Regions from separate parts of the Mus musculus genome. Here all the other regions are linked to region 1. A link is a loop called in an ENCODE intact Hi-C map of the cell type or tissue named here. Cell type or tissue: heart. All regions are shown on one strand. Links, peaks and the distances in the headings refer to the core of each region. The heading gives the core; the rest is flanking DNA.

Region 1 (6,447 bases), core at 683-5,682:
AGTAAAGAACAAAGTTTATAACGTTCAGTCTTTATTAGCAAGAAACATTTGTTTATTACAATGTCAAAAATTCTACACAGGATATTTACCCCAGTATTGGTAAGCTTTTTAAGTGCATGAGAAAGTATTTTTTATTGTACAGATGGCTACCCTATAGTTTCAGACAACAGATGTACATAATTATATATGTCTATCTTTTTACTGTTAGCGCATGTGTGTGTGAGTACGTGCTTTCACGTGCCATGACACACATGTAGCGGTCAGAAGACAACAGGAGTGCTGGTTCTCTTCCACCTCATGGAGGCACAGTCTTTCTCTTTTATGCTGCTGTGCTGAGTATTCAGGATAGCAGGCCTGAGAGCTTTTATGTTGCTGTGCTGAGTACTCAGGATAGCGGGCTTGAGAGCTTTTGAGTGCTTCCTCCTCCTCTCCCTCCCGTCTGGGCCCAGGAATTCGGGAATTGGATGGAGATGCGCCCAGTCACTGCGCCCAGTTTTTACTGCTTAGCTTCCTTGGCTCAAACCGAGGTCACCAGGCTTGAGTGGCAAGCACTTTTTACCTCCTGAGCCACCTTGCTGACCCCACAATTATATTTTAGAGTAACAGTTTTTAGGTGCTTCCTCCACTGTAGCAACTAAATTTATGAACAGATCAAAACCATTCTGAACGTCAATGTGGCAACATTCAAAAGGCTCAATGCTCTCTCCTTTAATCCCGGAGTTCTGTGTCTGGAAACTTTTACACAATAGACACAGACACAACAGGCAGGAGCTCACCGGTGAAGATATCTACAAAGGCATTAAATTTGGTATTAAAGAGTTACATTAGTTACATAAACATACCATGCTTTATAGCTGCATGAAAATCTTATGCATAATTATATATATATTTAGAAATTATGTTTCTAAGAGCACTTAATGAACTGATAAAATGATCTTAAAACACAATGTAAAATGTTTCACAAGTGCTGTCTTCCAAACCAAGAGTATTTGACTGGAGTTTATGTTTGTTTTCCTGTGTACTGAGGATTAAGCCCAGGGCCTCAGGCATGCTAGGTACTCTACCACTGAGCTATGTCCATGACTCCTGACTTGAAACTAATTATGAAGAAATAAACAAAGCAAAACAAAACAAAACAAAATCCTACCCCAAATTGCCAGTGTGATGACAAAGGAAAAAAGAAACACTGGACGAATGGCAACTATTGCACTAAATGATCCTTCACTGGATCCTGAAGCAAAGAATGGAACTGAATGGAGACAATGAAGCGGAAAGAAAAAAGGGAAGGGATTAGTAGAGCAAGTCCTATTTTTATTTTGGATTATATGCTAAATAATAACACTGTATTCCACAGTGTGACCACAGGGTCATACTTAGTAAGGCAATGTCCTTGGGTCTATGATTGAATTTTGACCTCTGTCCAACAGTGCAGAAAAAGAGCATAAATCCAGGGATCTTGAAAAATGTGACAACTGTCAATGACTGGCTACTATGGGTTAAGGGTATATTTTGACTATTACTCTAATAATGTTTCTGTTGTCCTGGGGAAATGATGGAAAATCAAGTGTATACCTGCAACATTAAAAAAGAAACGGCAATGTGTTCTATGAATGCATAACTGGTTTTACTGTCTTCAAAATATTTTGCCTCTTTTCTGAGTGATAGGTATTCATTTTTTACAAAACACACACACACACACACACACACACACATACTGAAATAATTTCATTAACAAATTTAAGGTTTATGTATCTGAATGTTTTCCCTGCATATATGTGCACCATGTGTGTGCCTGATACCGTCAGAGGTCAAGGAAGGCATCAGATCAAGATAATGGAAGACGAAATCATTTATTCAAGTTTGCCACCCTGATCAAATTACAACTCTGCAAGGTTTTAAAAAGCTAATTTGCAAAGTTAGTGTAATAATATAGAAGAGACTGCTTCCTTCAATTAATCTGCTCTCTACTATTTCTAAAACTCGGCTCCCTGTTGGCAAGTGTCAGTGAAGAGTAAGCTGTCATTCTCACACTCGCAGACGCAGCTTCTGTTGCCGTAGCTACGCTCATCACTTAACATCTGCCGGACAATCTGTGTACAAAGACGCCGAGGGAAGCCTTCCGTTCACAGCTCAGGACTCCTCGGAAACCTCCCTCCCAACCGACCCAGCCCCAGGACACTGCGAGTCCGAGGAAGCACCGAGCAGCGGATGCTCCCACCGCCCGCGGCGACAGAACGCAGGAGGACTAGTGCGCCAGGATAGGCGACTGCAAGGTCACGCTCTCTGCCTCCGCGGTGGCCTGTCTAGAGCTCTGTTGCATCCTGCAAGAAGCGCCCAAAGGCGGAGGCAGTCATTTCTTCTCTCACCACTTACCCCGAGTGAGCAGCGTCCTTGGGATTTACTAGGGAACAAGCTGCCTTCAGGAACGCTGAGGCTCTTCTACAAATACCCACTAGACTGGTCGCAGCCATGTTTCTAATGGAGACCCACAGTGTCGGTGTCCACGAGGTCACTTCCGCTGGCGGCGTGAGGCAAGTGAAGCAAACAGGAACAGGCTTTGCCCTTACTAAACATGGCCGCTCCCACGGCTCTCGCTTCAATCTCCCAAGTCTGCCATAGAGTTTACAGGGCTCTCTTTGGGCGCCCCACCTACAATGTCGTCACTTTTGTCCGCCAGCGCCTGCCTGTGAAGCTCGCAGGAACGGGCCGCTGCCCTCACTCAATATGGCCTCCTCTAGCGTTCGCCCTCACTGGTGGATTGTCCCTCCCGGCTCCCTTAGCCCTCCCCACTTCCTTCCGTGGCCGGTGTAGCCATGGCGGCCATGAGCCTGCTGCAGCGGGCTTCGGTCTCCGCGCTGACAGCGCTGTCTTGCCGCCGCGCTGGTCCTAGACTCGGAGTCGGAAGTTTTCTCACGCGGAGCTTTCCGAAGACTGTCGGTGGGTGGCGGCCTCGGAGACGCGGGTGAGAGGTGGGAGGGCTGTTTCCAGGTGACCTTGGGGACCTCCGAGGGAGAGAGCGGGGACAAAGTCGGCCTGGGGCTCTCGTGTGAAGAGCTGCTGCAGATCGGATGGCCTTGTTTAAGCTCAGCGTTTGCGAAGCGCCTTGCCACGCCATGCTGGGCGCTGCTCCCTCGCTGCCAGGCTAGGCAGGCATGGAGCTGCTGCCCGCGTCTCCAAGGGCAACTGCACACACTTCGTTGTTGAGACAGGGTCTCGGGGATCCGAGGCTGCACTTGTCCCGGCTCCCGAGGGCTGGGATTGCAGGCTTGCACTGCGTCGCTGGGCTCAGGGCAGAATCAGGGTGCGTGGCACCTGCAGCTGGTTCCAACCCGCAGATAGGAAGTTGCTGAGAAGCGCACTGAAGTGAAGGCTGTCATGGTGTTCCTAGGCACGAGTGTAAAAAGGCTCCAGGTGACAGGCCCGTTAGGCACGGTAATAACTGTGTCCGTGGACCTCACAACATCATAGAAGGCCACGAAAATATTTTATGTTTGTTTTTTTTTTTAAAAGACTAGTGCGAGTGAATGTGTAAAGTTGGGTTCAGCCCAGATTGTATCTGCTGTATGTTAATGCAGTCATGCTTTTCATATGACCTGCGGGTCGCGACCCCTTCATAGGGGTCACCTAAGACCGTAGGAAAACACAGATGTTCACATTGTGACCCATAACAGTAGCAAGATTACAGTTATGGAGTAGCAGTGAAAATAATTTTATAGTTGGAGGTCACAACACAAAGAACTGCATTAAAGGGTTGCAGCATTAGGAAGGTTGAGAACCACTGTTCTCTTAGAAAGGAGCCTAAGAGGGGTAAAGAGCTCAGGTCTCAGGACAGTCATAGAGAGGGCCTTGGTTAGAGATATACAATTTGCCTTGTCTAATATAGAGAAAGACACACACACAAATTGCCCTAAAGCCTATTATATTGAGGCAGTATGCATAGGGACCTTCTGGAACATGCTGGAAAGGATCAGTGCATTTAAAATACCCAGCAGGAATTTACACTGAAGGCAGACTCCATGTGCTGACACTTCTTGGTCATATCCTTTTGACATCACTTTTTTATTGTAAATATCCTCAGATACACAAGTAGAGATCCCTTGAACCCTTCCCCAGAAGTGCTGACTGTAGTCTAGCTGAGCTGAGCTGAGACTCCGTGGTCCCTCTCTTCCTGGACTATTTCTCACTCCTGCAGTTCCGAGAGAACCACGGGGAGCCGATGTCCTGTCCAGAGAGAACAGGGAGGGCCTACTCGAGGCTGTTCCAAGAGCGACTGTTTGACTGTCGCAGCTTTCACTGGCTTATGAGTCTGCCATTGCTCCCTGAAGGTTTTCCTCTCTTCCACCAGTTCCTTGGGCAGCCCAACAAGATGGCTAGGCCCCTCTCCCATCTTCTTTTTCTGGAGCTGGGCTGCCGAGATTCAAATCTTGGCTGCAGAATTTAAGAGCTCTATGACCTTGAGTCAACGCCTACTGGGAGCTAAAGTGGAAGGCACTTGGTCATGATCTTCATTTCCTTTTCCGGAAGATGACCATCTGATTGACGGAGATACCTTACAGAGTAGTTGTGAAGCCCTTTGAGTAGGAGACATTTTTAGCACCATGCACCTAAATTAGAAAATACACACAGCATTAAATTTACCCTTTATTTTATTTGCTTATTTCTTTGGTACTGCTGATGAAATACAAGTGCTTGCTTATTCTAGCCAGGTGAGGTCTTTCCTCTGGGCTACATCCCTAACCCTTCTTTTTGTCTTTACTCTTTAAAATTTTGAGTCAGAGTGTCATTGAGTTGCCCAAGCTGATCTTGAATAGACTCTGCATTGCGGGCTGGTTCTAACCTTCAATGCTCCTGCCACAGTCTTCCAAGAAGCTGGTAGGTTGTTGCTGAGCGTCTGAGAGGTGGAATTCCGGTCCAAGATCTTGTCATTGAAGAGGCCCTTGCAGGGCATCAGCCTCTCTTCTCTGCTTCCCAGTCACTAGAAGGTGGCAGTTTGTTCTAACACATACTTCCATCATGCTTTGCCACAGGCCCAAAGCAGCAAATCCTCCAACTTGCCGTGGCAGAAAACACTGAATCTCTTTCCATTCTAAAGCTAATATCCACAGATATTTCTCAGGGTAGAGGAGAGTGGATCAACAGATCTGTGATCACAGTACTGTGAACTCAGACGAGGAGTATAAATATAAAATGAATATGGCAATCATCTTAACATGGGAAAATGGCAGTAGTGTGTGGGCTTCCAGGTCTCCCTGGATATAGGGCTTTTGGGAGAACTAGGTGTTGAGAGAAGGAGAAGATGGTGATCATGGCTTAGTTGGGGTGGAGAAGGGGCCTTGACACAACTAAAGTGCCTGTGCATGTAGAGGTCAGAAGACATCTTGTGGGAATCAGCTCTTCTTCCACTGTGGGATCTGGGGATCAAATTCAGGTTATCAAGCCTTGAAACAAATGCACTTCCTTCCCAGGCCACCTCACTAGCCCTTTTTAGAATCATTTGCAGTTTGTCATTGATAAGTGATGAAAGACGGACAGATGCAAGGAAGTGGACTTAACTTTTTGGCCCAAGGAATTCAAATGATACTTTTAACTGAAAATTTAGAGGAAGATAATGAGTGAATGGCCAGCTTTTGATTGTTTGAAATACCAACAGAAAGCTGCTACCATTGTCTTGCTCAATCCTGGCATCAATGACAGTCAGGAAACTAAATAGCTTTCCTGAGTGACTTGCATATTTAAAATCATTTATTGGAGGGGGCTGGAGAGATGGCTCAGTGGCTAATCGTGCTTCCTGGTCCTCAGAAGACCTGGGTTGATTCCCAGGGCCACAGCCTATAACTCCAGCTTCAGAAGCCCATGTCCCTGACCTCCACAGGCAACTCCATTCACCTGTATATATACACACACACACCTAAAAAATAATAAAAAACTTAAAAATCATTTTTTGGAGAATTGGTCTTGTAAGCTCTGTTCATCCTAATGTTTTCAGAATGTGAGCAGATGACTCTCCACTTCAGCAGGGAGACTTCGGGGCTGTGGGAAGTTAACTGCTCTGAAGTACATTCCAGGATAGTTGGTGCGATAGCAGTCATCAGGCATAGTTAATAAAGAGTAATTGTTAAACAGTTGAGAAAGAGGAAGCATTTCTCTTTGTTAACCTCGTTAATGTAATGCAGCCAGCCCTACCTTTCTTCTGTTGTTCAGTTTTTGTAGCATGAGGTGTTAATGCAGGTCTCGCTGGGAGCCCTAACTGGCCTCGAACCTACAACTTTCCTCTAGTCTCTGCTCCCCAAGTGCTGGCTGCTTTTTTTGTTTGTTTGTTTTTTGTTTTTTATGTTTGCTCTACAGTTGTAATGATTGTTCACTAAAGCCACATATAAATTAATCCTTCCACTGTTCTCTGATTGAAGGAGGAAGGTGTGTACAAGGTCCTCTGAGTAAGTGTAGTAA
Region 2 (6,447 bases), core at 473-5,472, 81 kb after region 1:
TGATTCTGTTTCTACCTTTATGTGGGTTCGGGGCACTGAACTTGGGTCATTAGGCTTAAGCAGCATGCACCTTTACCGCTGAGCAATCAATCTCACTGTACCCAATAAATAGATTGAAATAGGGTATCGGGCTCAAGGCTATAATCTCAGCTACTGGGAACACCGAGGCAGGTGCGTGGCAAGTTCAAGGCCAGTCTGGACAACACAGTTTTAAAAGGTGTGGGGACATAGCTCAGAGGCAGAGTATTTGAATTATTGTTTCCCCAATAGTAGCAAGCTCTCGGTTTCAATCAGACAAGCAAAGGGAAACAAAACTATTGGAACCACATAGAAAAGTAAAGGATGGTAAGGAGTCCCCTTGACTTCATGCTTTCTGTTTCTCTCAACAATCTTGACAATTATATAGCTTGCACATTTTCTAAGAGACATATGGGGGCCAAAAGGCATGCACACAAGTGTGTATAGGACCCTCTCAAGGACTGGAAGGAAGGCCCACCAGGACACAGTAGCTGGCCAACCTCACGCACATTCCTGGCTTTCACGCACAGAATTACTTTCTGTTTCCATCTAGTAATGTGGCTGATGACAGTGCAGAGTGACCTCATTGCTTTTAGAGGTGCTCTACAGTAACTGCTTCCCAGTGAGGGATCTTTTCTTAGCTCCCAGTGTCCTGTTATATACCATGCTCCAACAAGTAGCCTACCAAGATGGAATTTAAATGTGGTGTAAGTATCACCCAGGATACCCCTTGGAAAACAATATATACATATAAAATTAAGATCAGTGTTACTAAATTTCCTTCCAGAATGCACAGGCCTGAAATCCAGCAGTGGGGAACCAAATGGGGGTGATGGGTTGGACTGGGGCAGGGGGATCACCAGGAGTCAACATCAACTTGGGATTCAAAGTGACAAAAATAAAAGTAAACACCCTTTCAGAGATGTGCAGTTTTTGTTCCCACCAACAATGTGTTTGAGGGTGTTTCTCAAGCCTGGACTAATTTGATAGATCTTTTATCAGCTGCCAGATGAGAAACAAATCTCACCGATTTGACTTTTTGTTTAATTCGAGATTGGATATTAAGCTTTCAACATTTTAAATCAACTTTCTTTCTGTAGCCAGTTTGTGAACAGGCAGAGATCCTACTAGATAGGGAGGAAGCCAAGTGTAATGTGTGTAATTCTTTGCTCTGAAGCAATGTGAGGCAGAGACATTTAGTGACATCACCAGCGACTTTCAGGATAGTCTTATCTGGAGAGACTTACAGAATGCTTTGGATCTGCACCTTCTCGCTGTCACGAAGAGCTATGCCCTGGTAGTAGGATACACATAGTTAGGGAACCTCAGTGGAATAGCCGATGTAGGATGGGTGGGTATTTACTTATTTATTTTAAAGACAGCATCTCATGTAGCTAAGCCAAGGCTAATTTTGAGCTCCTGTACCTGTTTCCACCTCCTCATTCCATGGGTTATTTATTTATTTACTTTTTTTTTTTTAAGAAGATGATAGACATGAGAGTATACGTCACGAACACGCTCTATTTGCATATTATTAAGCCCCCCCCCCCATTATTTTATTTTGAAGAATCCACAAGCAAGGGCAGAACATGAATCCTCAAATCAGGCTACCGAATGTTCGAGAAGGGCCTTGAGTCATAGGACGGCATTGTAAAGATGGAGAAAAATAGACATCCTTATCTGGTTGTGTGGGGGAGGGGGTAGAATTCCTACAGTCTACCCTTGCAACATATAGGGAAACATACCTCTTCCTTCTCCAGGCCTCGATGGAGTCTAGTATCTTTTACAGAGCTTTGCATGTTTAAAAAAAGTGAGAAGTAAGAATCTAAGAGAAGGCGACTCCTGAGTCCCACCCACCCCTTTCCGATCTATGGGGAGGTCGCGCTGTGCACCGCTTTTTTGTGCGGGCTTCCCAGGACCTGATCCTGGGCAGTTGGGGATTACATCCCCGAGGGGCCATGGCGGGTCGGGAGGCGTGCGTGGGGACCCGGGGCCTCCCTGGTTCCCACTCCTGCGTCCCCGCCCTCGCGGCATCCCCCTCCCCGGCGCTGCGGCTGGCGCGCGCCCCGCCTGACGCTGCAGCTGGGCCGGCGACTCGCCATTGGATTAAAAATAGCAGCTCCCGCCCGCCGGCCGGCCGGGGCAGAGGCCGAGCCTCCCGAGCCTAAACTGATCCTCAGCCCGCGCGACCGCCGCGTCCAGGTCCTGTTCTCCCGCTGCGCCGCGCTCCTCCCCAGGCCCGCTGCGCTCCGCGGTCATGCAGCGCCGGGGCGCCCTGTTCAGCGTGCCGGGCGGCGGCGGGAAGATGGCTGCAGGGGACCTGGGCGAGCTGCTGGTGCCTCATATGCCCACGATCCGCGTGCCCAGGTCGGGGGACCGCGTCTACAAGAACGAGTGCGCCTTCTCCTACGACTCCCCGGTAAGGAAGATCCACGGCGCAGTTGCGCAGCCAGCCTGGGAAACGGGGTGGCGCACAGGGCAGGGGACCCGATGAGCTGCGGGCCCGGGACTTTTTCCTCCTCCTGCTGCCTCTCCTCCAGCTTTGGCTCCCTGGCACCAAGTGAGCGCCTCCAGGCTGCTGCGGACGAAGACTGGGTTCCCTGGGCCCTTCGCTCCGCTAGCCTGTGGCTAGGATGCCAGGGCCCCAGTCGTCAGTATTCTGCCCAAAGCCCCAGTATCGAGAAAGGCAAGCAAGAGTTAGTCCAGGGTTCTGAGCTGTTCTCGCGGGCGACAGAGGGTGGGGACGTGGTAGGTGAGAGTCCCCTAGCCCGCGGCACGCTCAGTCTCTCTCTCTCTCTCTCTCTCTCTCTCTCTCTCTCTCTCTCTCTCTCTCTCTCTCCTTTCTCTCCCTCTCCTAGAAGCCTTTTTTTTTTTTTTTTTTTTTTTTTTTTGCCCAGGGTTTCCCACTGCGGGACAATGCTGATGGACTCTGAGCTCGCCTCTCTCTCCATTTCCCATCCCATTCCTTTCTGGCTATTGTCAGGTCCGGTGGTCCCATTAGGGCAGCAGAAATAAGGGGTCTGCCGCTGGCTTATTATGGCTCCCTAAAGCCTTACTCAAATCTTTCCCTTCTAAGTGAGTCACTGGGCTGACGTGCGCTATGTGAATTATTAAAAGTTCACTCCTGATTCGTGACCCCGCAGGAGGAGGGGAAGTTAAGAGACATCCTGGCCTTCCACCAGGGAGGCTGGGGGAGGTTTCCAACCCGGTGGGTTGTGAGGTTGTGGAAGCTTGCGAGGCAGAGGCAGGGTGAAATGCCCCCTACAGTAGTCAAAATGGGCTTCAAAGTGACTCAGCTGTCTGGCGGCTATCTGCCTTTTTGAGGACCAGGTTATTTTTATCCTTCCACTTTGGATCTCATATGTCACCCAGCAGATCTTGGGGCATCGTGAGGTGCATGGGTTGGAGGGAGAGACAGGTTTCACAGAGGTTGTACAACATATATAGTTATTAGGGGCTTCGACCCTAAAAGAGAGGCAAAACCTCAGAAGTTTCTTTTCTTTTGTTTCTTTTTCCTTTTCTTGTCTGGGGTTGGTTGGCTTGGGATGGTTAGTGAAGCTTGTTTTGTTTGGTATTTCATTGTGGTTCTGGCGTTATCCTCTTCTCTGGGATTGTTTAGTTTTTCTCTTATGCTATTCCGGTTGATCTGGGGATCAAACCTAACTAATTTGTTAATTATTTATTTTTCATATCTTTAAAAAAGACCCGGGTAGAGTGGAATGAAAGATTACATTTAACAGTTGGCACGCTTTGAACACATTACTCCCGGTGACTGTCAGCACGCCATTGCATCCCATCCCCTACAACACTCTTGGAAAGACCGTTTTCAGGTTGTGTGGACCCTGTTGGGTAGGCTACATGAACCCCCTCCCCCAGGGTGGGGCATGGCTAGTGTCTTAAGCTGTGGACAGACTACAGACACTGGAAGGTGGCTTAACTCCTCAGGACACATGTACTGGCTAGTTTTGTGTCAACTTGACACAGGCTGGAGTTATCATAAGAAAAGGAGCTCCAGTTGAGGAAATGCCTCCATGAGTTCAACTGTAAGGCATTTTCTCAATTAGTGATCAAGGGGGAGAGGCCCCTCGTGGGTGGAACCATCTCTGGGCTGGTAGTCTTGGATTCTATAAGAGAGCAAGATAAGCAAGCAGGGGAAGCAAGCCAGTAAGGAACATCCCTCCATGTCCTCTGCATCAGCTCCTGCTTTCTGACCTGCTTGAGTTCCAGTCCTGACTTCCTTTGGTGATGAACAGCAGTATGGAAGTGTAAGCCGAATAAACCCTTTCCTCCCCAACTTGCTTCTTGGTCATGATGTTTGTGCAGGAATAGAAACCCTGACTAAGACAACACATAAAATGGCTTTCTCTATGGTGAACTGGTTGCTTCTCAAGCTTTGCTGGTAGACTGGTACTGGAGAGCAGGGGTGAGGACAAGTCGCTTGTTGAAACCGGTTTCCACAGATAGGCTCTGGGTCTCCATGTGCCAGTCAGTGCTCTAGAGGCTTCTTGTCCATGTACGTGATGAGTTCATGCGTGTTGCCATGTTCCTTGGGGGAGACTGGTTCTGCTTACAGGCTATGAATCATCCTATTTCATTATCTGTATTTCCGGGAAGATGACGAGGGTTTATAACCGATCATTTAAAGCATGGTGCCTGATAATGAGAAGTTTTTTCTTGGGGGACTTCAGCAGTTCACTGAGGATCCAGTGTTTTTTTTTTTTTTTTTTTTTTTTTTTTTTTTTTTGAGCACCTAACTTAGTGCCAGCTCACACATGTGAGAAACACAGTTGGATGGTGTCAAACAGAGCAAAGACTTTTGTTCATATGTGTTGTGGGGCTTTGTGGGGAAGGTCAAAAACAGTTACATTGGGGTGGGGGTGAGGGTAGACATCCTCCTTTCCGATTGTTTTGAAAAGGCTCATAGCTAAAGGTGATAGAAGATATTAGAATGGGTGGATATTCTAAGGGAGAGGAGTTATATGGTCCAATACGCAAAGCACAAATATCTCCTTCTTGTGTGCCTATAATGTATTGCAAAACAAAAAGGCCGATTTGGCAGAGTGTGGTAGTTTTCTAGCTGCTAACATAAAATCCCTACAGGAACAGCCACCAAGAGACAAAATTTAAGTTGGCACGTACAGTGCAGTCCATGTTAGAGGGGAGGGAATGGTGGAACAGTTAGTAGTGTGCGGCCACTTAAGGAAGCAGAAGGCTCAGGTCAACATGAGAAGCAGATATAGCCCCCAGTGACCCATTTCTGCTAGGCAGACTACACCAAAGGTTCTGTTACCCCACCTTTTAACAGTACTACCACCTGGGGCACAGCACAGGGTGGGGTGGGCAACAGGGATGGACTCAAATCATAGCAGCAAATAAGATGCAACTTCAGAACCAAGAAAGGAGTAGAAAGAGGATCTTGAATTCCGAAAAAGTACTTGAATATATAAATATATATATAAATCAATTATACATATATATGTACACACACATATATGCAATTTTTTTGTCTTGCTGGTGTCAGATGTCCCCATACACTTGAGCAGAGACCCCCCACAGTAGTAGGAGCTGGGATTTAACATGTTAACCTCATACCCTAACATTGAACCTGATCTTGGTGTAGGTCCTTATACATGTTAGACAAGTACTCTGCCAGTAAGCTATATCCCCATATATCTTTTTATGTCCTCTATATCTTTTTATAATTTAAAATAGGCTCTCACTGAGTTGCCAAGACAACTTACTTGAAATTATTCTGAACTCTGGACTGACCTTGAACTTGAGATATTTGTACCTTAGTCTCCTAAATAGCTGGATCACAGGTCTATGCCATCAGCCCAGGCTTAGCAATCTATTTTATTTTTAAATGAAATTATTTAATTGATTAACATGTGTGTGTGTGTGTGTGTGTGTGTGTGTGTGAGAGAGAGAGAGAGGGAGAGAGAGAGAGAGAGCGCTGGACCCACATGAGTCATGGCTTATTGTTGAGCTAAGAAGACAACTTGCAAACAGAAAAGGAATCTTTCCTCCTTGTCCATGGTGACACTTGACCACGAGTAAGAAATAATAATCCCTCCTGTCCAGTTGTCCCCTCGGCAGTTTGAATCCAGTGTTGGAAAGTAGCTATTGCAAAGCAAGGTTGGAGGAAGGCAGTCCACGCCTTTGTATTGTGGAGGCTCCAGGCCGTAGGCAAGTTCGAGCTCTGCAGGCTGTAGTAAGCTGGACAGGGTTAGACTCATCTCAGTACTTCCCAGGTCCTTCCTCTCCTCAAGTGTCTAGGACAGAACAGATGATAAAGGCAAGTTTGTTCCCCTGCCCTTTTGGTTTTGCCCAGGTCTAGCCTCCGGCCTCAGTGTGTTCAGTTCAATTCTCCTTGTCTTGGTTCATCTCATGAAGTCTGTAATGTTCTTCCTAGTGGAGCTGGAGGTCAGA
Region 3 (6,447 bases), core at 633-5,632, 170 kb after region 1:
AACCTCCAAAATAACAAACCAAAGCAAAATAAAACAAAAGGCCCCATTCTTATTTAAAAAGTTTGAGAAGGTGCACATGCAAATGAGCATTAATAGCATTCATTCTGTTATCAGCTGTCTTTCCTTAGGTAAGTTTTGTTGCAGGAGCTGTTGAGTGTGTGTGTGTGTGTGTGTGTGTGTCTTTGTCTCTGTGTGTGCATGCATGAGTGTGCATGTGCCATGCGTACAGGCACACACCTCTTTCTGCTTGTGGAAGTCAGAAGACAACCATCTCTCACCTCACTGAGGGAGCACTGGGTGACTGAGATATATCACTGCCTGGCTTTACATAATTTGGGAGTATCTAAACTCAGATCCCTAAACCTGTGAGGCGAGGTCTTCATCCAAAAGCCGTCTCCTCGGCCCCTATATGCTTGTTTCTATGCTCAAGAAGAATTAGTGTTGTATCGCAATTGTTATTATCTAAAGTAACCATCCTTTAGAAAAGAAGGCTAGAGCTACTAACATACCTACTACTTACTGCCTACCTAGGAGCTTGGGATGAACCTGCTATCAACTGTTTTCTTTCCAGACTACTCTTGTGTTTTGAGACAGGGTCTTGCTGTAGCCCAAACTCCCACCCATCAGTTATCACATTTAATATGGTCTTAGCAGTGCGGGGTAAGCTCCAGTGGTCTCCCGCTTTAGAGATGGGGCAATAAAAGGAGAAGCAGTTGTCCAGTAAGTGGCATGCTTGTGAGATTAAGCTGGTCTGATGGCACTCAGGGATGGCACTTCTATCCTGGGTTTACCCACGTAATCCACCGAGTCCACATACAGCCATGCTTAGCAGTCCTTATGTACTTTATAGTTTCAAATGCTTGTTTTGGCATTTGGCAAAGCCAGCTAGTGAACTTCTGGGGATTTTTTAGTTTTAATTTATTTTTTATAATGTAGGCTGTGATGCTGCTGGCATTTTGTTAATGTCAGTTTGAACCTTCCTTTTGTTAGACCCTGAGCCCGAAAATCCAGAAAAAGGCAAAAGGCTTGTATCCTTGGTGACCAGGTGGGGTAGTGCATACCTGTGATCCCAGAACTTGGAAAGCTGAGGCAGGAGGATTGGCAAGCTCATGGCCAGCCTAGACAACAGAGAGAGTTCAATATCAGCCTGGACAGCATAGTATATCTCTCTATTAAAAACAAACAAACAAACAAACACAAAGAAAGAAAGAGTGGGCTGATCTAGGTAGGCCTATAAGTCAGGATGGACCAGACATAATGGTTCTTTACATCAATGCTTCTCAACATCGGGGTTGAGACTCCTTTTGTTGAGAGAATGACTCTTTCACAGGTTCAAATATCAGCTATTCTGCATACCAGATAGTTACATTCTGATTCATAACAGAAGTGAAATTAGAGTTATGAAGCAGCAATGAAATAACTTTTTGATTGGGGGTCACCACAACATGAGGAACTGTACTAAGGGGTCACAGCATTGGGAAGGTTGAGAGCCACTGCTCTAAAACGATCCTGACAGGCTGTGTCAGGGAAGCCCGGTATTGTTTGGAGCATCCATTTACCTACCAAATATTACAGCTCATTCTAGGCAGAGTGCTGGACAAGACCCCACTCCTGTCCAGTGTGGCTGTGGGGAGAGTCCCACTTACACTTTGTCACTTGGGAGAGAGGAGCATAGTGTGGGCCCCAGAGCAGACTCTCTCCATCAGCTGGAATGTGACCTTGGGCAGCTAACGCTCCTGCCAGTGCCCCTTTTCCTATCTGTAAAGCGGGGATAACAGAAGGGTTTTATTTATAGAACTGATGCCTAAGGGAGCTGAACAGAATAGATGCCTTGCATGTACCTGTCAGCAGCTGTTGTCACTGTCATTATTGTGATCTTTTGTGAATGTGTGTGCGCATGTGCATGTGTATTTGCTGTGGGTCATGAGGTTTGCATATAGTTGACTAATGGCATTTTTGGTGCACTTACCAGAAAGGGGCTAGTACTCTTTTTGACTTAGCCAATTTTCAATGCTGTGGAGTAGACCATGTTAGTTATTGCAGCTTACATTGTTTTTTCATAATAAGATGTCTTCATAACATGTGAGTCTTAATTGTAATGAGTGAGCAGTGCTAATAGACATTGTACAACTGCCAACCCATTTGCAAAGCCCAGTTTAATATTGTCAGATTTAACTGTAACTTGATGTCCGCGAACTCCTGTTACTGAGTGGAGATTCTTATTGCTCTTGAGACAAACCTGAGATATATGTGGAACAAAATGCAGTGTGGTTGAGTTTAAGATATTTTTGAATGGTTGGTAGTTACCCACTACAGAGTCATTCCTTAATTGTTCCTCCACCTTCTGTCCCAACCTCCAACTAATCCACTGCCCATACCTTATTTTCACACAGCTCTTTAGCATAGAGTCAGCAACTTTCCTGGCTCCAGAGTCACCATTTGCATACCATTGATTTAATGAGATTACCCCAGATTTGATATTAATGTGAGAAGGTCTGGGCAGAGGAGAGGCCTCAGTGGTAAAGACTGCTGCTTAGGAATGAGAGCTTGCCTGTGTGGGATCTGGTGTGGCTTGTGCAGAAGCAGAGCACGGTGGGCATGGCTGTAAACATGGTACTGGGATGAGGACAGGGGCACATCCCGGGCTCCCACTGGCTAGCCACTCTCATCTGAGCTCCAGGGACAGTAGAGACTGTCTCATAAAAGTAAGGTGGAGAGTGAGAGAGGAAGAAACACACCCACTGATTGTTGACCTTTGATGGACACATACATGAGCATCTCTCTCTCTCTCTCTCTTCTCTTCCCTCTCTGTCTCTCTCTGTCCCTCTCTGTCTCTCTTTGTCTCTTTCTGTCTCTCTCTCTCTCTCTCTCTCTCTCTCTCTCTCTCTCTCTCTCTCTCACTCTCACACACACACACACACACACACACATACACACACATACACACTCACACACTGTAGCTGAAAGATAACTTTTTTCATTAGTTGAAAATGCTATAATAGCAGGTGAATTTTGTTGACTTTCTGTAAACTGGAAGTCTTGGCTTCATTTAAATGAGAATGATATATATTTAGGCTTCTCAGGCAGCCAGAGAACCCAATTGGAGGGACTGTACGTTTCTTCAGAGAGCCAGGATAATCCTAGATCAATCCCTTTGCAAGGCTGAGCTCTCATAGTTGCCTTGCATTGAGGCCTGTTCTCATCTACTGTCCTTCTGAGGGAGAACTTGAGACAGAGCAGGGAAGATACAGGTCAGTGACAGACCAGTTCAGTGTCCGAAACTTTAGGGATGATGGAATTCACTCCACTTCCTCAGTACAGTACAGTCTGGTGTGTCAAGGGGTTTTCACAAGGGCGAGAAAGCACTGAACAACCCTGACAGCACATCCACGAGTAAGATCATTTCCAGATGTAAAACGAGCCTCAGAGGGGCCAGAGATTCCCCCGGATCTGGAGTAAATTACGAGCCTACTGAAGACTTAAAGCCATACTTCTCTACTCTTTGCCCATGGTCAGCCCTGTGCTGTGTCTACTATTCTGCACCAGAGGGCAGCAATACATTGGAGTTTGTTCAGACCTAAAAAGATGTGTATCAGATAGAAGGCAATGGCTCTAATTCAACAGTGAGGTTTGGAGGAGAAAGCTCGGAGCCTTCTATTTTAAAGGGGACCTATTGTACCATCTCTGGCTCATTGTCTGTACATGATTTTAGCCCAAAGGCTGGGAAACAATGTGGCTCTTTGTCTGTTTACATAGACAGGCAAATAGAAAGAGGTGCTGGAAAGACATAATTGGTGACCGAATGAGTGGGATTCGGGCACTGAGAGGCATGGATTTGATGTGCAATTAGAACAGTCAGTGTGTGCATAAAAGTGATAAAGCCAAGCCTAGAATACTCTGTATTTCAGTTTGAAGTGAACTCAGAATTAACTCAGTGTTAATTTAAAAATGTCAAGTTCAGGGGCAGGAGCACTTGCCGCTCTTGCAGAGGACCAGGGTCTGGTTCCCAGGACCTACATGGTGTCTCATAACCACAGGTAGCTCCAGTTCCTGGGGACATGACCTGCTTTTCTTAGGTCTGTGGACACAGACATGGTACATATACACACGTGCAGGCAAACACCCATACACATAAGCTAAAATCTTTTAAAAGATAAGGCTTAGGTTTAGATAGAGAGAGCTAGCTATAGGACCCGTGCTACCCGGGATCCTGGTATTCAAAGAGACTCTGTAATGGTCAGCCTCAACCCGAGTTCTGGCAACCCTCCCTTGCACCAGTCCACTGCTGTGAGACAGTGATGCCCAGGAGGAGTGAGGCTGGCTTCTCTGCACCACGTAGGGAATGTCACAGACATGGTGCGTGCTTGACTGAGAACACACACAGATACATACACAGGTAAAAACACTCCAAGAATGCTGGGAAATCAAGTGGTTTAGGCACACTTTCCAGAGCACTGCAGCAAAGCAGTCACTGTGAGATAGCTGCACCCAGTGATTACTGTGTCCCCAGTCAGCATTTTCTGCGGCAGAGAAGCCAGGGGGTTGGAGCGAGTGTGCGAGTACCGGTGTACTGACTGTTGGTTGGTTCCTTCTCAGGGCAGTCCTTGGCATTGCCAGGAGCCCCAGACAAAGCTGCCTGTGAGCCATGGACAGCAATAGCCTTTCTTTTCTTCCTTGTTTGATTGATCTCCTCCCCTTGTGTTTCCCAGAACTTCTCGCTTTGCCTCATTCCCTGAATACTTGGTAGTGCAGATAAAGAAGTTCACTTTTGGTCTTGACTGGGTTCCCAGAAAATTTGGTAGGTATCCTTTGCATGCTTTCGCTTAAACTATAGAGTGAGCCACCTAACCAGACATGGCATGTGAAAGAGGCTGTGGGAACGTCTGCCCCGTCCCTTCCACCCCATTGTTTCCTCTGTTACTCCCAGGTTTCTCTGGACCCAGAATCTAGGAGAAACACTACCATAAGAAACACCATATGCTAACCACACCCTCACCACTGAGCTCTGGGAGGATCAGGTTCTCAGAGGGGAAGTACACTCCTTGCGACAGCGCATCTCAGAAGTTACTGTGCACACAGGTCACCTGGGATCTTTGGAAAATGCAGATCCTGATTGGCAGGTGTAGGTGGGCTGAGCGACCATGTTTCTAACCTACCGCATGGTGTTGGCATTGACAGTCCAGACGCCACACTTGTAGTAGTAGGTAGCTGGAGGTATAACTTCCTCTTAGCACCCTTCCCTGCCTCTGAGATACAGCAGTACTATATGTATGTGATATTCATCTAAATCATACACATTTTCCTCCCAACCACTTGGAAACATTGGATTTGGACAGTTGATAGAAGGATGTGGTTTGGGCTTCACTGGCTGCCTTTTCATCAATACTCAAGGTCCTTGGTCAGTGTGGGAGGCCCATTTTCCAGATAAGGCATAAAGACCATTTCCTTAGCCACCAGGGTTGAATGTGAGCAGTCTTAAGTGACCTCCAGGCTTGTGCAAGGATTTGCATCTCACTCCGTGTAGCTTCTCTAGCAAGGACTTCAAACTGCCAGTCTCTTACAGACTTGTTTTTGGGCACTTACACAACAAAACGATGAAAGCCTTAAGAGTCATCCAAACACGGGTAGAAGGGGACCTGGAGACAGAAGGAAGAACAGCCAGCATGATTTCTGAGGAGGCCTGGTGCTGGTGGGCACAGAGTGCCAGTTTATCACCCTTTGTGCTGAGCTATTCCCAGTGCCCAGGAGACCCTTGATTTTCTTGCTGGGAGAGTTTAGGGAGCAGAGGGGGTCTGAGGGCAGGGTGCTGACCACTCTGTTCTCCACTGGCCTCTGAGAAGGTTGAGATACTTGAGAATTTTGACCCATTCAGGCTTTGGATTGCTGTGGACGGGGTTTTTGGTTTGTTTGTTTGCTTGCTTTTCCTTTTGAATTTTTGTGAAGGAACAAAAAGGAAGCCGGATTTTATTGACCAAGGTTTAAAGGAATCTCAAGGTAGGGCCTGGATTTTTCTCTTAAGGAACAGTTGTGTCCGTTTTGTGAATCTGACCTTGTGTTTAGTTTTACTGGTCCTTAAAATTTAACTCTTCTGTCTTAGCTTTTGTTCTTGGGTTATTGTTTCATTTATTTGTTTAGTTGTTTTTTTTTTTTTTTTTTTGAGACAGGATCTTATGTAGCCAAGGGTAGCCTTGAATTCACCTGTGCAGATGAGGGTAGCCTTGAACTTCTGATCTTCCTGCTTCCATTTCCCAAGTTCTATGTTTACAGGCATGTGCTACCATGCCCAACCTGCCTTGTTGTCTTAAATAGGATTTACATATTTGGCGTCATTTGGAGGCAGTTGGTCTCCAGGTCTGAAGGACAAAGCTAAGTTGTACTTAGACTCATTTCTATTCCTAGTTGCATAGGTTGCAGCACTGCCTTGCAGCAGCTGTTAGGCTTATAAAT
Region 4 (6,447 bases), core at 650-5,649, 1.1 Mb after region 1:
TCACCAGTTATATACATATGCTATATAAAGAGTGTGTGTGTATGTGTGTGTGTGTGTGTGTGTGTGTGTGCTATATACATGGAGACAGAGTAAGCAGAGCATTTGATCGCCTTAGCAGGAATACTCACATAGAGGAAATGGATACATATATAACATTGAACTGGTGCAGGTTTTCATTATCATACCATGACAGATAGCATTTGCTTTTGCTTTTCTTTTTCCAGTTGCATTCATTCCTTTGTTTTTGCAGCAAACTTCTAAGGTTGTCTTTCCATGAGAGAATATATTGAAATTAAAAATTGTTTTTTGACAGTAATCATATGACTACATTAGTGTGTGCTATCTAGACTGGTGATCAGTCAGTTTGGTTAGTCTGTATCAAGTATGTATAAACTATTGGCCAAAACTTAATTCAATTTTATGCTGAGGATGTATAAAATTACGTGAATTTAAAACTAAGGATCTGGGCCCTAATGTGTATTATAGAACTGCCACATTAAGACTTCCTTACAGTAACTAGCCAATCTTCCCTGTAATTTCTGAGGCTTGTGTAATTTCTGAAACTACACCTAAAGAAACCAGAAAATCTCACACACTTGAAACCAGCCACAGTGGGAACCCATTTGCTAGTACTATAATACAGTAGAAAAATAGTTTTATAAGATTTCATAGAAAAAAGTACAGCACCTTAAAGAGAGAGGTAGGGTATTATGTAAGACTTGCAAGGTCCATTTCTTAATAGAGTACAGAATTTTAGGTTTAAACATCAACGTTCATCATATACAGCACTGTCTTAGTCAGGGTTTCTATTCCTGCACAAACATCATGACCAAGAAGCAGTTGCGGGGGGAAGGGTTTATTCGGCTTACACTTCCATACTGCTGTTCATCACCAAGGAAGTCAGGACTGGAACTCAAGCAGGTCAGAAAGCAGGAGCTGATGCAGAGGCCATGGAGGGATGTTCCTTACTGGCTTGCTTCCCCTAGCTTGCTCAGCCTGCTCTCTTATAGAACCCAAGACTACCAGCCCAGAGATGGTCCCACCCACAAGGGGCCTTTCCCCCTTGATCACTAACTGAGAAAATGCCTTACAGCTGGATCACATGGAGGCATCTCCCCAACTGATGCTCTTTCTCTGTGATAACTCCAGCTTGTGTCAAGTTGACACACAAAACCAGCCAGTACAAGCACCTTGGAGTTTGAGTGACAAGAGAAGCATGCGTAACTGTGATTTGCTCAAAACATAGCTAGGACTCCTAGGCTAAAGTTATTCCCATTGTGATAAGTATCTAGTTCATCGTAAAAATCTTTCAAACTCTTAAATATTTTGGAAACATTTAAATGCCATATTCTCATTTTTTATAATAGCATAAACTTTAAAGTTTTATTTCTTTATAAATAAGATATATTTACACTCCTATAGAATTTTTCCAGCTCTTATGAACAAGTAGGCAATTCCAGCCCAAATCTTTTTATAACAAAAGTCATTATGACTATCTGCTTAATATCTTAAGGTTACTCCAACCACTAACAGTGATAGTCACATTTGCATAGTGACCTACAAAACTCTACACCCTACTGTTCCTACCATACCTTATCCCTCCATTCCTCATGTGTATCAAATGCTTCTTCTTATTCTAGTTCCTCTGTCCTGGTGTTTCTTCTGCATTTTCCCTTAGGTAAAATGGATGACTAATGCCTCATCTCCTGTATGGCCTTGACTTGAATATCATCTCAATGAGACCTTCTATAATTCTCCTATTGAGATGACTACACCAGTCCTTCTGCACTTTCAACACTTTTGCCCTTGATTTAGTTAATTTGCTATAGGATGTATCACCAATATACTACATAATTTGCTTATATTTGTTGCTTATTATGTCTCCCTCAAGAATATAAGCTGCATGAAGGCAGGAATATTGATGAGTCTTTTTCATTATTATGTCATTAACATTTCAAATAGTACCTAATGCCAAACAAATATTTGCTGAATGAATAGACTGATGCAGTTCACAGTTTGAAACTGTGTCTACAGAAAATCAAAGGTCATATCTAAAGGAGTGTTAATCCTCTCCCTGTTTTTCTGGCTCTTTCAGTGGGTTCCATTGAAAATAGCAATATATAAAACAACTAGTGTATTTTTAATTCCTGACATTTTCTTTTGGTGCTTCCAACAATAAAATTCAAAAATTACTATTTGGTAACTAAAAGATGATCAATTATTCTGATTCTAGAGACATGTATAATTTGAATTTAAAATGCTCACCAAAGCAATCTAGAATGTCCTGACAACGAACTCTATTTATCATCTTACTATTCATGTCTCTTATTAAAAGCATCGCATGTTCCCTGTTATAGTATTCTAAAACACTGCCACAAAATATAAACATAAGAATCTACTATGTGGGAATTTATATGTGTGTATATGTTTATGAACAATCACACTCAAGTTTATTTTAAAAAGTACACTAACCTAACCTAATTCATATCAATAGTGAACATATCTTTCAACTTCTCTCAACAATTATGGTAGAGGTATTTTGAGGTACTTTCATTTTTTTCTAATCCTTTGTATAAACAAATAAAAACATGGAAGAGATACTGGCTGAGCCTGAAACTTTAGGTGGTCACTTCATACAGTCAAGTACTGTACATCTCCAAGAGTACCATAAATATCATACAAGGATTATGTTGTAAAAGGCTACAGAGAGTCACTTCATATGGCCAAGCACTGTACATCTTCAGAAATGCTGTACACTGTGCCTCTCCAGGAGTGTTATATATATTATCTATAAGTCATGATATAAATATTCCAATGTAATGACCCCTTTCCTTGAAGCTATGCATATTCTGGATCTGTTCAGAGTTATTTAGCCTTGATTAAAACAAAATTCAGTGAATATTACTATAGGGAAAAACAAAAACGAAAAAATGTCCCTAAAATTTCAAAAATCCCAAGGTAACCAATGATTGACAAAAGATCAATAGATTATGAACTTATTTTCATGAAAATAATATCTTCAAAATGTTTGCCACTCACTAGAAGATAGAGACAATGTTAAAGACAGTTGTCTTGAAATAAGTCATAGATCCCTACCACTGAATATAGACTTTGTTGCTGTGTGAGGTGATTTTGGACATGAACACAGTTTGATACTATAGTGATCTTATAGCACCCTCAAGTGGATTAAACTAACAAAATTTCCTTTCCTGAAACTGTTAGAATCCATTCAAAAGGACTGTTGGGATGAAGCTGTGTCAACCTTTTCTCATGGCTTATAGTTGGAGGTACTCTGCTAATAGTGGCAATAAGTGTTTGAGGCTGATAATGAACAAAGTGACTAAATAATTTTTTTTCCTTAGTATTTCTCACTCTTCCTTGAGTCACTCCAGGGTAACTTTGAATTGAGTGTCAGATACTACACAACAACCTATATGGCAGCAAACAAAACTCTCAACTCTTGTACCCTATTCTTGACAATGAAGTCAAATGACCCACTATTGGGAGAAAGATTCAGACATATCTTTGAACATTTACATATAATGAAGCAGGGAAACAGAATAAGATACACACACTTATTCATATATACTATATAAAATGAAGAACTGCCTCACATGATAAACAACTATGACAGGTTAAAGGGATTGAACAACCTATAATATGAAATCTACAAGCTCTAGACCCAGGAAAGCTAGTCAGAGTCCACAGGCTAGAGAATATGCAGTCATTGATTTAAATTCTACTCTGAGGGGAGAAGAAGATAAAATTAGATGTCCCAGTTCAAGCATTGAAGCAAGGAAAAACACAAATTCCTTTTTTCTCTGCCTTGTTTCCTTTTCAAGCTCTCAAAAGATTAGATGACACCATCATAGTAGCCTATGGGACAATTTCATTGCCCTTAAAAATATATATATATTCTATAGTTTGTCTATTCTTCCTTCCACAGAAGTCCTGATAACCAAAGAACTTTACTGTCTCTGTAGTTTTTCTTTTTTGAGATTAACATCAGTTGGGATAATTCAGTATGTAGCCTTTTCAAATTTGCTTCTTTCACTCCTTCATACGTATTTAAGTTTCCTCAGGTTGTTTTTATCATTTGGTTATTAATTTCTCCTTAATGCCGGTGGAACAGTAATAGCCCAGGGTTACAAAGGAAAGGCCAAGTAAGCTTCAACCCTCAGATACCTCAAATATGAGGAAAGCAGGATTTGGCTATCTCACCCTCCCAACCTAGCACCATAAAGCCAGCTCCCCCAGTATCAACCCTAGTAAGAATTTATTACCCTGACAGTTATCAGGCCTCATTCCTTGTTTGACCTTGTGCATGGGCGCACATGCACACACACACATACACACACACACACACACACACACACACACACACACACCCTACAGTCCCTCAGTATGTAGATGAAGCATCTTCCAACAGCCCTGCCATAGTCAATGATACACAGTTCACACAAATCTTACCCCAAAGACCCTGGTCACCTCCCTGGAAGCATAAATACCCTACCCACAATAAACCCAACTCAGTGTCATTGCCAACACACTCATAGCCTGCCAAGATCCTGTGCTGCATTCAAAAACACCCAGCTAAGCTTCCCTCCCTCCAGTCCAGCTTGGTGAACAACAGGCCTGGCTACCAAGAGTGAGAAGCAGACACAGGGCAGCAAATTCTGAATAATAAATATCCTATTGTCTGATGATACCATAGTTTACCCATCTACCCATGGAAAGACATCTTAGTTTCTAATTTTTGAAAAGTATGATTAAAACTTGTATATATCCATGTGTAAGGCTTTGTGTGTGAGTAGATTTTCAGCAACCAAGGTAAGCTGAATGTAGTCACTGGGTTTTATGATGATAATGTTTTGGGATTTGTGAAAGCACTACAACTTTCCTCAAGTGGCTGCACCATTTAGCATTCAAACCAACACGGGAAGAATTCTGTTGCTTCATATTATCACTTATTGCCAGTGTTCTGGAGTATGGTCTAGTAAGCTTCAGTGGTGTCTCATTGTAGTTGTAATTTGAATTTCCCTGATGCAATATGATGTAGCACAGGTTTTCATATGTGTATTTTTCATCTTTACCTGTAGAATACTGTCTTGATTATTATATTTTTATACTAAATCTGAAGTTCTCAGGTTATCCTTTTCATTTTTTTCCTAAAATAAAAAACTTATTGTTGTTTTCTCCCAACATACATAAGTTGATGTTTTGGAATTAAAGAATCCTTTTTCTTTTGTTTTATTTGAGATATGTCTTCCTGTGTAGTCCAGGCTAGTCTTGAGCCAGCATTCCTGTTGCCTTGGCTTCAAGTTCTGGGATTTTAGGTGTGAACCAACCACCACCATGCCTGGCTTGAAACTAAGGGTTGATTAATACCATTTATTAGTCTCTGTCTTTTCTTCTGCCATTTGAAAAATGAAGAGGTATGAAAAGGTTAATAAATGTTTAAGTCAAAATACTAACTTTAGAATTTGCATTATCTAAGTGTGTGTGTGTGTGTGTGTGTGTCAGCATTTTACCATTCTGTGCAATTCAGAGGGTTAGCTGAAACCACATTCTTTCCAGATTACTTTAAAAACATGAATGTAGGCATAATGTTTTTGTGCACTGTGTAAAGGTTATCTTTGTGTTATTCAAATGCTGATTTCTCTGCCCTCATAGCAGACTTGGCATTCAGTCCAGACATGCCATTGTAATGCTTAGGTCAAGAATCTCCTGTTCCAAGTTTATGTAAACAATTCTCACCATTCATTCTCTGCCTTGTTAATAAATTTGGATCACCCAGTGGCTGGGCAGAAGAGAGAATAAGGTGGAGCATCTACCAACCAGGGTTAGGTATGGGGGTTAGGAGGAGCAGTTTCAGATTGCCACAAGGTGGAGAGGGTCCAGGGAAGACACCATGAGAAAAAAATCTAAAGCCCAAAGAGCCAGATCAATAATAATAAGCAAGTATCATGGGATGGGATGGGAGGTAGCCAGATTCACATAGGTGTTACTATAAATCATTTAACTGCCCAGTATTGAGGTGCAGCTCGAAATAAATCTTGGTTTCTGTGTGGTTATCAGGGACTAGCAAAGGTAAAGGAACACAGCTACTAGGATAATTCACTGTTTACATTTACATTAAAATAATTCATTTTACACATGAATAAACATGTTATTATCAGTTTGACTATATTAATGAATATCCAAATTGATGACTAAATATTTCTCTGTGTGTCTATGAGAATATTTTCGGATGAAAGTGCTATTTTAAATGGACTTAAATTAGTAAAGGACACTACCTTCCCTAATGTAGAGAAACCCTGTCTCAGAAAAAAAATAATAAAAAGGAATATGTATTGTTCAGCATTAAGAAATTATTTACCAAGCTGGGCAGTGATGGCTTACTCCTTTAATCCCAACACTTGGGAGGCAGAGGCAGGCATATTTCTG
Region 5 (6,447 bases), core at 820-5,819, 150 kb after region 1:
TACTTTCCAATAATGCCACAGGTTGGGGAACCAGCCTTAAACAACATGTGGCCTTCAGAGACAGGCATCCAAGTTTGGTAGTACATTTCCTGTTTGGCTATTGGTAATCATTTGATGAAATTGGTGATGAGACACTTCAGTGTGGAAGCATAATTCTTATCTCCAAGGAAATACAGATTGTTTACTCTTGGGTCAAATGTGTGACTATGTCCAAAAAACATGTATTCAGGTTGCCCCAAAAGACAAGCTCACTGTGAATTGGTCATATGAGAATTTATTAGTTAGAGAACAAAGAAAGTAATAAATCCAAAGTGTTGTTGAGGACTACAGGTACACAGGTCACAGCAAAGAGGGGACATCTCTGTTATAGATACTATCTGATGACATTTTAGCTTTGGGATTCGTGGAAGCTAACAGTCTACTAAGAATACATTGTAAAGACCTTAATAGTTCCAGGCTGTTAGGTTAGATGTATTACAAGAATGGTCAACGAATGTCTTTCAAAGGAACTAAAAATAGCCCAAGATAATTTAGCTCTGGTCTGTTACGTTTTAACTCTCCATAATCTTTTAAGTTCAGTCATTTGCTTGTAGAATATGTAACTCAGGTACAGCTTTTCTTTTTCCTGGGACCTTAAGTTCACAGATGATATGAGTCTGTTCATTTGGTAGCTGTGTACCAAGCATGTCAGACACTATTCTGTTACTTGTAGATACTGTCTACATGGAGTCTCTGTCTTCGCATTTTAGTATGGGCTTTTCAGTCACAGATAATCATGCAGAATTATATAAGAGTAATTCCAGCTAGCAATGGAGGTTAAGAAGTTGAGCCATCAGCAGGGAACTGGGAGGGTGATGGTGAGTTGCCCAGTCTGGGGAGGAGGCGTCCAACAGACCTGAGAAAGTTACCAAGCATCTGGAAAAGAGACAGTGGTGGCCTGGTCTTGAAGCAGGGGTGAGGATGATGAGTAGCTAGAGCATCCTGGACAGGGTAGAGAGCTTACAAATGAGATCAGAGAAGTGGGCAAGGAGACCAGAGGTCAGCCTGGGCTGTAGAGTGACAACACCCTGTCTCAAGTCACAAGAAAACAACACCAAGAAGTAGAGAGAGTGAAGAGGCAGTGAACTGTGGGAGTGGAGGGATGACATGTTAATATCAGATGTCAGAGTTAAGGCTAGTACTGTTTGGTTAAGATTGTGGTCTGCTGGGAGAAAGGGTAGCCAAACTGCGACAGCCTGCAAAGTTTCAGAACTCAGCTTTGAAGCCAGGCTAGGTATGAGTGTGTGTGTGTGTGTGTGTGTGTGTGTGTGTGTGTGTGTGTGTGTGTGTAGTGGCATCTTGGGCTCCAGCACTTACTCATGGGTACCTTGGATGCTACCTAGGAAAATGGCACCTCAGTTCTTATTTCTCTCATAGGGTAATGACAATGTTAACCCCTTGGTCATAGGGATGTAATGAAAAATTCCTCAGCCACACAGGAAGCCTTACCTCAAGAAAGGTAGTTAGGGTAGATGTCATTGCTGATACCTTCATTTTGAAATGATTGACATGATTCCCATCACTAAAGGAAAATGTTATGTAAATACTTGCTAAGATAATATAGCAGATCTCTATTCAAGACGGACCATCCTGAGGGCTTGGCCATGACTCCAACGAGGACAAGTAGAGATTTTTAACCAAGAACATGGTCAGGCTTAGGGAAGGAACATCATTGTGAGGAAACATCGTTCTGAACAAATTCCAGTGAGATTATTATTGATGTTAGGCCATAATGGTCTGTTACTGAGGATGGGGACTTTCAATAGAGTGATAGAGTGGAATTCACATGCAAGAAAAAGACTCTATGAAGACAGAGAAGGAAGTCTGCAACTGAGTTAGGGAGAGTTTAGGATATGCCCATCACTTTGGCTAAAGAAGAAGGCTGTCAATAACCTTACCTGTTTTGCATGGGGCAGGCTCTTACAGTATAGTACAAGAAGGCTGGCTTTGAACTTGCAACCTTCTTGCCTTAGCCTCCCCATTTGCTGGATGCCATATGTCTTTGAAGCAGTGATTGTGGCAACATGGTTTCTGATATGTCCGGGTGATGTGGGGGACTGTTGGCAGAATGCGAAATGTTAAGCTTGTGTCTCAGGTGAGGAGATTGGCACATCTGAAGGGTGCTACTCTAAGGATGGTGAAACCCATTGATGGAAGCTTCCTGATTTGGGGATAGCTCGAGAGTCTGCTCTGAGGGAGGAACTCAAGAAAGCCTTTCCTCAGCTGGATGGCTGTAGAGTGACCACTTGCGTCTGTTGTCCCATTTCTATGTGGTGACTATGCTGTTGTCTCCTAGGTATGTAGGAAACCTCCCAAGGATATTTGACTACTCACCGTTAGATCCAACGCAGGACTTCAACACACAAATGTAAGTGCCCAGTGCTGTGTTTTAAGTTTCTGGTGGGGTGTTTGCATTGGTTACTGCTGAGTTGAAGGCAATTCTTTTTTCTTCTTTATTTTCTGTATTTTTAAGTGTTCTAGAATGGGTGTGTGTTACCTTTATAAGAAGAGATTAATAAAGTTATAAAGTACTGAGGAAACTTTGACAGTGGAGTCAGAATACCAAGCTGTTTGTGAGGAATCCGGATAGAGAGCAGCCCCGCTACAAGAACTCATGGGTCATCTTCACATCTCTTTGGGAAACAGCAGTGGCCTCTTTATTGTTTGTCTCTCTCCTGGCTAGGACTAAGTTGGGACATGGCCTCCTCTCTGGCCAGTACTCGAAGCCTCCAGTGAAATCTGAGCTCATTGAACAGGTGATGAAGGAGGAGCACAAGGTACGTGTCCCCGAATGCCAACTTGACTTTGGTTAGTGATATGGGATTCCACGGGTTGGCAAAGGGGCTGTTGTAAATTCAGTGAGCTGTCAGGATACCCGTGAGCTTATACTTACTGAAGGTAGCATACCCACAACATTCTAAAGTAATGAATGGTCTATCCAAGTGTGGTTTGGTGAACCAATGCGTTTCTTGGAGAGTACTTAGAGGGTATCAGAGTTCCCACTGTCTTGGGTCGCACAGGGGCCATATGTGTGCCCTCATTTGTGATTTTCTTAGGCAGAGCTGGAACTGGAAGCACGAAGCTTAAAAACTATCCCCTTCCTCCCATCCAGTCAGGGCCCATTTTTTATTTTATTTTATTTTTTTAATTTAATTTTATTTTTTGCCAAGATAGAGTTTCTCCATGTAGCCCTGCCTATCCTGGAACTCAGTCTGTAGACCAGGATGGTCTCAGACTCGAGTAGATTTGCCTGCCTCTGCCTCCCAAGTGCTGGGAGTAAAGCTATGCACCACCACTGCCCAGTTTGTGGGTTTTTTTTTTAAATCTTAAGTTCCAGATGTTTTTGCTAGGTCCCCTATCTCCCTCCTTTCTTCTCTCCATCTCTTCCTTTCCACTCCTTCCCCACTCCCTTTTCTTCCTTCTAGAAAGACTCTCCCCATGTAGGTCAGTGCAGTATAACTTTTCCTGCAGAGATACGAACAGCATATACTTACTGAAGGTAGCATACCCACAACATTCTAAAGTAATGAATGGTCTATCCAAGTGTGGTTTGGTGAACCAATGCGTTTCTTGGAGAGTACTTAGAGGAATCAGGATGAGAGAAGTATGGATGCCACAAAGCCAGCCCACCCCAGCAAAGGCAATGACTTGGGCAAGCAGCATCCCTATAGCTAGCTCTCCAATTTGCTGAGAGTTCTATTGAAGAGCTTCCTCTCCCTCAGACTTGCTCATTGCTTATAGAACAGTTTTCTAAGTGTTGAACCTTCCTGAGTCTTGTTAGTTTCTTGAGTTTCCTGACGTTTATCGGCCAACCTTGATGAACTCTTGATGCTCCTTTTCAGCTTCTAGAGTGCTTGCTACAGATTCTCTTTTGTTAAACCACAGCACATGGCTTTCTCAGCCCCTCCCCAGAGCTGAGGATTAGCAATTTCTGTTAACTTCTTGCTGTTGGAAAGTTAAGAGTGCTTTCCCAGCATGCTTAATCAGGGAAAGGTAGTTAGCTATTTGCTAATTGATACACGAATTGAAAGTTGAGCTTGATGGATCTCCATGTGCACCCTGGGCTGCTATTTACTCTCTGGACTTCTCTGTTACACAGCTCCAGAGGGGACTGCTTACAGCCTGCTCTTTTTTTGATTGGTGTCCTATGGCAATGTGCAGTGCATGGTCTGGTCTGTGTAGCTGGATCCAGCATGCCTTGTGTTTATGGCCACAGACATCCTGAGTGAAATCCAGACCTATCTCTCCACCCACTGTTATCTCTTCAGAATACCTGTGTTCACCTGTTCACTTAGGGCTCAGGCCTGTCCCATGCTGGGTCTGGAGTTTGAGAGCTCTGTGCTCCCCAGTTAGGTCAGCTGTCCTGAACTACTAGGGTAATTTAGAGCAGAAGTGAGACGAGAGCTCGTGCTTGGTCATATGGAGCCAGCTGCTGGTGGGAGGGGGAAAAAGAGCGAAAGAGGATGCAGGGAGTGTATCCACATAGGTATCTGGATGGGGAAAGGAAGAAGGTTAGGAAGAGGGGAGGGAGGGAAACAGATGCTTTGCTTAAAGAACCCAGGAGAGTCAAGGGGTGGATAGGGAGAACACACCTTCTCAGAGCATCTTGTTACCCAGCATTGCAGCAGAAAGCCTATAAATCCACCAGACCATGAGGAGGCCTTCACTGCGGACACAGTGGAAAGTGTGTTTGGATAGGGGTGGATCATCCAGGCTTCTTTCTCTAGCTTCTATGAAAGTTTGAGGGAAAGATGATTGGTTTTTTTAAAATGTGTTTTGATATCATTACTCTGGGACATTGTACAGGCTGTGCTGGGCCTTCCGTAGTTGTCGTAGGGGCAGCCTCTGCCTTGTCTGGTAGAGACAAGGAGTCTAGTCCTGAAGGGCTGTGTGACTGAATACAGCTCATGGAGCCACAACCTTCAGATGGCTGCAGGTGTGTGTGTTGTGGGGAGAAGGGGCACTTTCAAGAGTTTGCTCTCTAATGATGGTAAATCTGTATGTATTTTATGACCATTTTTGTGCTTTTAGAATCTCCTTATTTGAGGAAGTGTAAACTCTTCAGGTTAGCAGTGTCTGGATATAAAACTGCATTTGGCTATTATCATGATGTCCTTGATAGGCAGGTGGGAACCTCTGCTCTGCTTGTCTAGGGTACGACTGCCTTACTCAGGCCGTATTTGGCTGATGAATATGTTTTCTTGGTTCCGACATAATATCCAAGTCCTCGTCCCTCCGTGGCAGCTGGAGCCCACTGGCAGACCTCCTGTACATGGAAGGGCATGATTCCCAGCTGACTCCAATCCCTGTGACTTGTGATCTGTTTAATGTTCCTGGCATGTGGGTTTGTGACCTTTAGTCTAGATGACTTAGAAAACCCTTCCCTGCAGTGTAGAACCAGGACCCAGTGGCCTTGAGAAAGGATCCCAAAGGGCTTGGGATATTTAATTGGGAGAGTGCTGGTCTAACATGCTTGAAATCCTGAGTTCTATTCCCAGCCCTGTGTAGACTGAATGTGGTGTCACAGGGCTGTGATCCTACCACAGAGTGTCACATGTCCCATGGAACATCAGGGAATGGAGCCAATAACTGAGACAGACTGAAGTCACATACAACAGCCAAGTTTATTCAGAGCATCAGACAGTTTAGACTCTGAGGGTTAAGGGAAAAAAATCACATGAGTAAGGTTCTCACAAACTCAATCTCTATCAATTACAAGGACAAGATACACTTGGCAAAGATATGTTTTCCCACAGAGGTATATAAAGTATAGTTTAAACATCTAATTGGATAGCAATAATGAGTAATCTGACGTAAACTCGCACTTCCTGGGAGGAGCAGGAAAACACATTTCAAGAACAGTTCTGTGTTTTAAGGAAACCGAAGACATAAGGCTCTTGTCTTGTTTTCTTGGAGTTTTCTCACAAGCACTCATAAATTTCTTCACATGACTGCATTACTGGACTTTGTTTGTAAACAAAGGAGTTGGAGACAGGAAGATCAGAAATTCAAGGTACATAGATAGTAAGCTCAAGGCCAACCTGGGCTAAATGAGGTCCTACTCTAAACCAACCAACCAACCAACCAACCAACCAACCAACCAACCAACCAACAAACAAAGTTAAAAGGAAAAAAAAAAAAAACTCATGACCATGGCCCTCCCTGGCAGTGGAGAGCTCTTGTCTGTGGGGGGGGGGAATGGGAGCAGGTCTTTGGTTTCACATCTATACAGCTCCTGTGACATTCAGGGTAGAGGTTGAACTGAACGTGTGTGTGTGTGTGTGTGTGTGTGTGTGTGTGTGTGTGTGTGTGTGTGTATTTGTTTTGTTTTATTTTGCAGTCCTGGGCATGTCCTGGGTTTTAAGCAGTTTTTCAAATAGACCATAGCTCCAAGCAGACCTCTCTACT

The links. A loop is a pair of places that touch in the nucleus more often than their neighbours do. Peaks named below come from ENCODE experiments on the same cell type or tissue, not always from the same donor. Only the 100,000 strongest peaks of a DNase experiment are listed, where the experiment ranks them.
Region 2: it touches region 1 in a loop (4-fold over the local background); 10 of 42 quality-filtered maps call a loop at or near these places.
Region 3: a loop joins it to region 1, with 2.7 times the contacts of the local background. A loop is called at or near these places in 4 of 42 quality-filtered maps.
Region 4: a loop joins it to region 1, with 5 times the contacts of the local background. A loop is called at or near these places in 15 of 42 quality-filtered maps.
Region 5: a loop joins it to region 1, with 2.6 times the contacts of the local background. A loop is called at or near these places in 4 of 42 quality-filtered maps.

The regions. Positions count from the first base shown.
Region 1 is chr3:32,734,269-32,740,715 of GRCm38, forward strand. It overlaps Mrpl47 (mitochondrial ribosomal protein L47), which reads right to left and starts at 2,487. Exons shown (of 7, transcript NM_029017.2): 1 at 2,374-2,487. The coding sequence starts at 2,471. Ndufb5 (NADH:ubiquinone oxidoreductase subunit B5) reads left to right here and starts at 2,795. Exons shown (of 6, transcript NM_025316.2): 1 at 2,795-2,937. The coding sequence starts at 2,814. In heart, for the core only: no CTCF peak of the experiment used is centred there; a DNase peak (open chromatin) is centred at 2,623; H3K4me3 peaks cover 3,390 bases; H3K27ac peaks cover 1,570 bases.
Region 2 is chr3:32,815,436-32,821,882 of GRCm38, forward strand. It overlaps Usp13 (ubiquitin specific peptidase 13 (isopeptidase T-3)), which reads left to right and starts at 2,191. Exons shown (of 21, transcript NM_001013024.2): 1 at 2,191-2,437. The coding sequence starts at 2,276. In heart, for the core only: a CTCF peak has its summit at 2,483; DNase peaks (open chromatin) are centred at 2,146 and 3,296; H3K4me3 peaks cover 2,693 bases; H3K27ac peaks cover 2,586 bases.
Region 3 is chr3:32,906,864-32,913,310 of GRCm38, forward strand. Usp13 (ubiquitin specific peptidase 13 (isopeptidase T-3)) reads left to right here. Exons shown (of 21, transcript NM_001013024.2): 14 at 4,710-4,798. Among named protein-coding and RNA genes, the nearest start is that of Gm34153, 62 kb to the right of the region's middle. In heart, for the core only: a CTCF peak has its summit at 3,547 (motif pointing right); no DNase peak of the experiment used is centred there; H3K27ac peaks cover 2,630 bases.
Region 4 is chr3:33,788,009-33,794,455 of GRCm38, forward strand. No RefSeq gene overlaps it. Among named protein-coding and RNA genes, the nearest start is that of Ttc14, 9.0 kb to the right of the region's middle. In heart, for the core only: a CTCF peak has its summit at 3,182; no DNase peak of the experiment used is centred there.
Region 5 is chr3:32,883,773-32,890,219 of GRCm38, forward strand. It overlaps Usp13 (ubiquitin specific peptidase 13 (isopeptidase T-3)), which reads left to right. Exons shown (of 21, transcript NM_001013024.2): 9 at 2,336-2,407; 10 at 2,723-2,816. Among named protein-coding and RNA genes, the nearest start is that of Usp13, 69 kb to the left of the region's middle. In heart, for the core only: no CTCF peak of the experiment used is centred there; no DNase peak of the experiment used is centred there.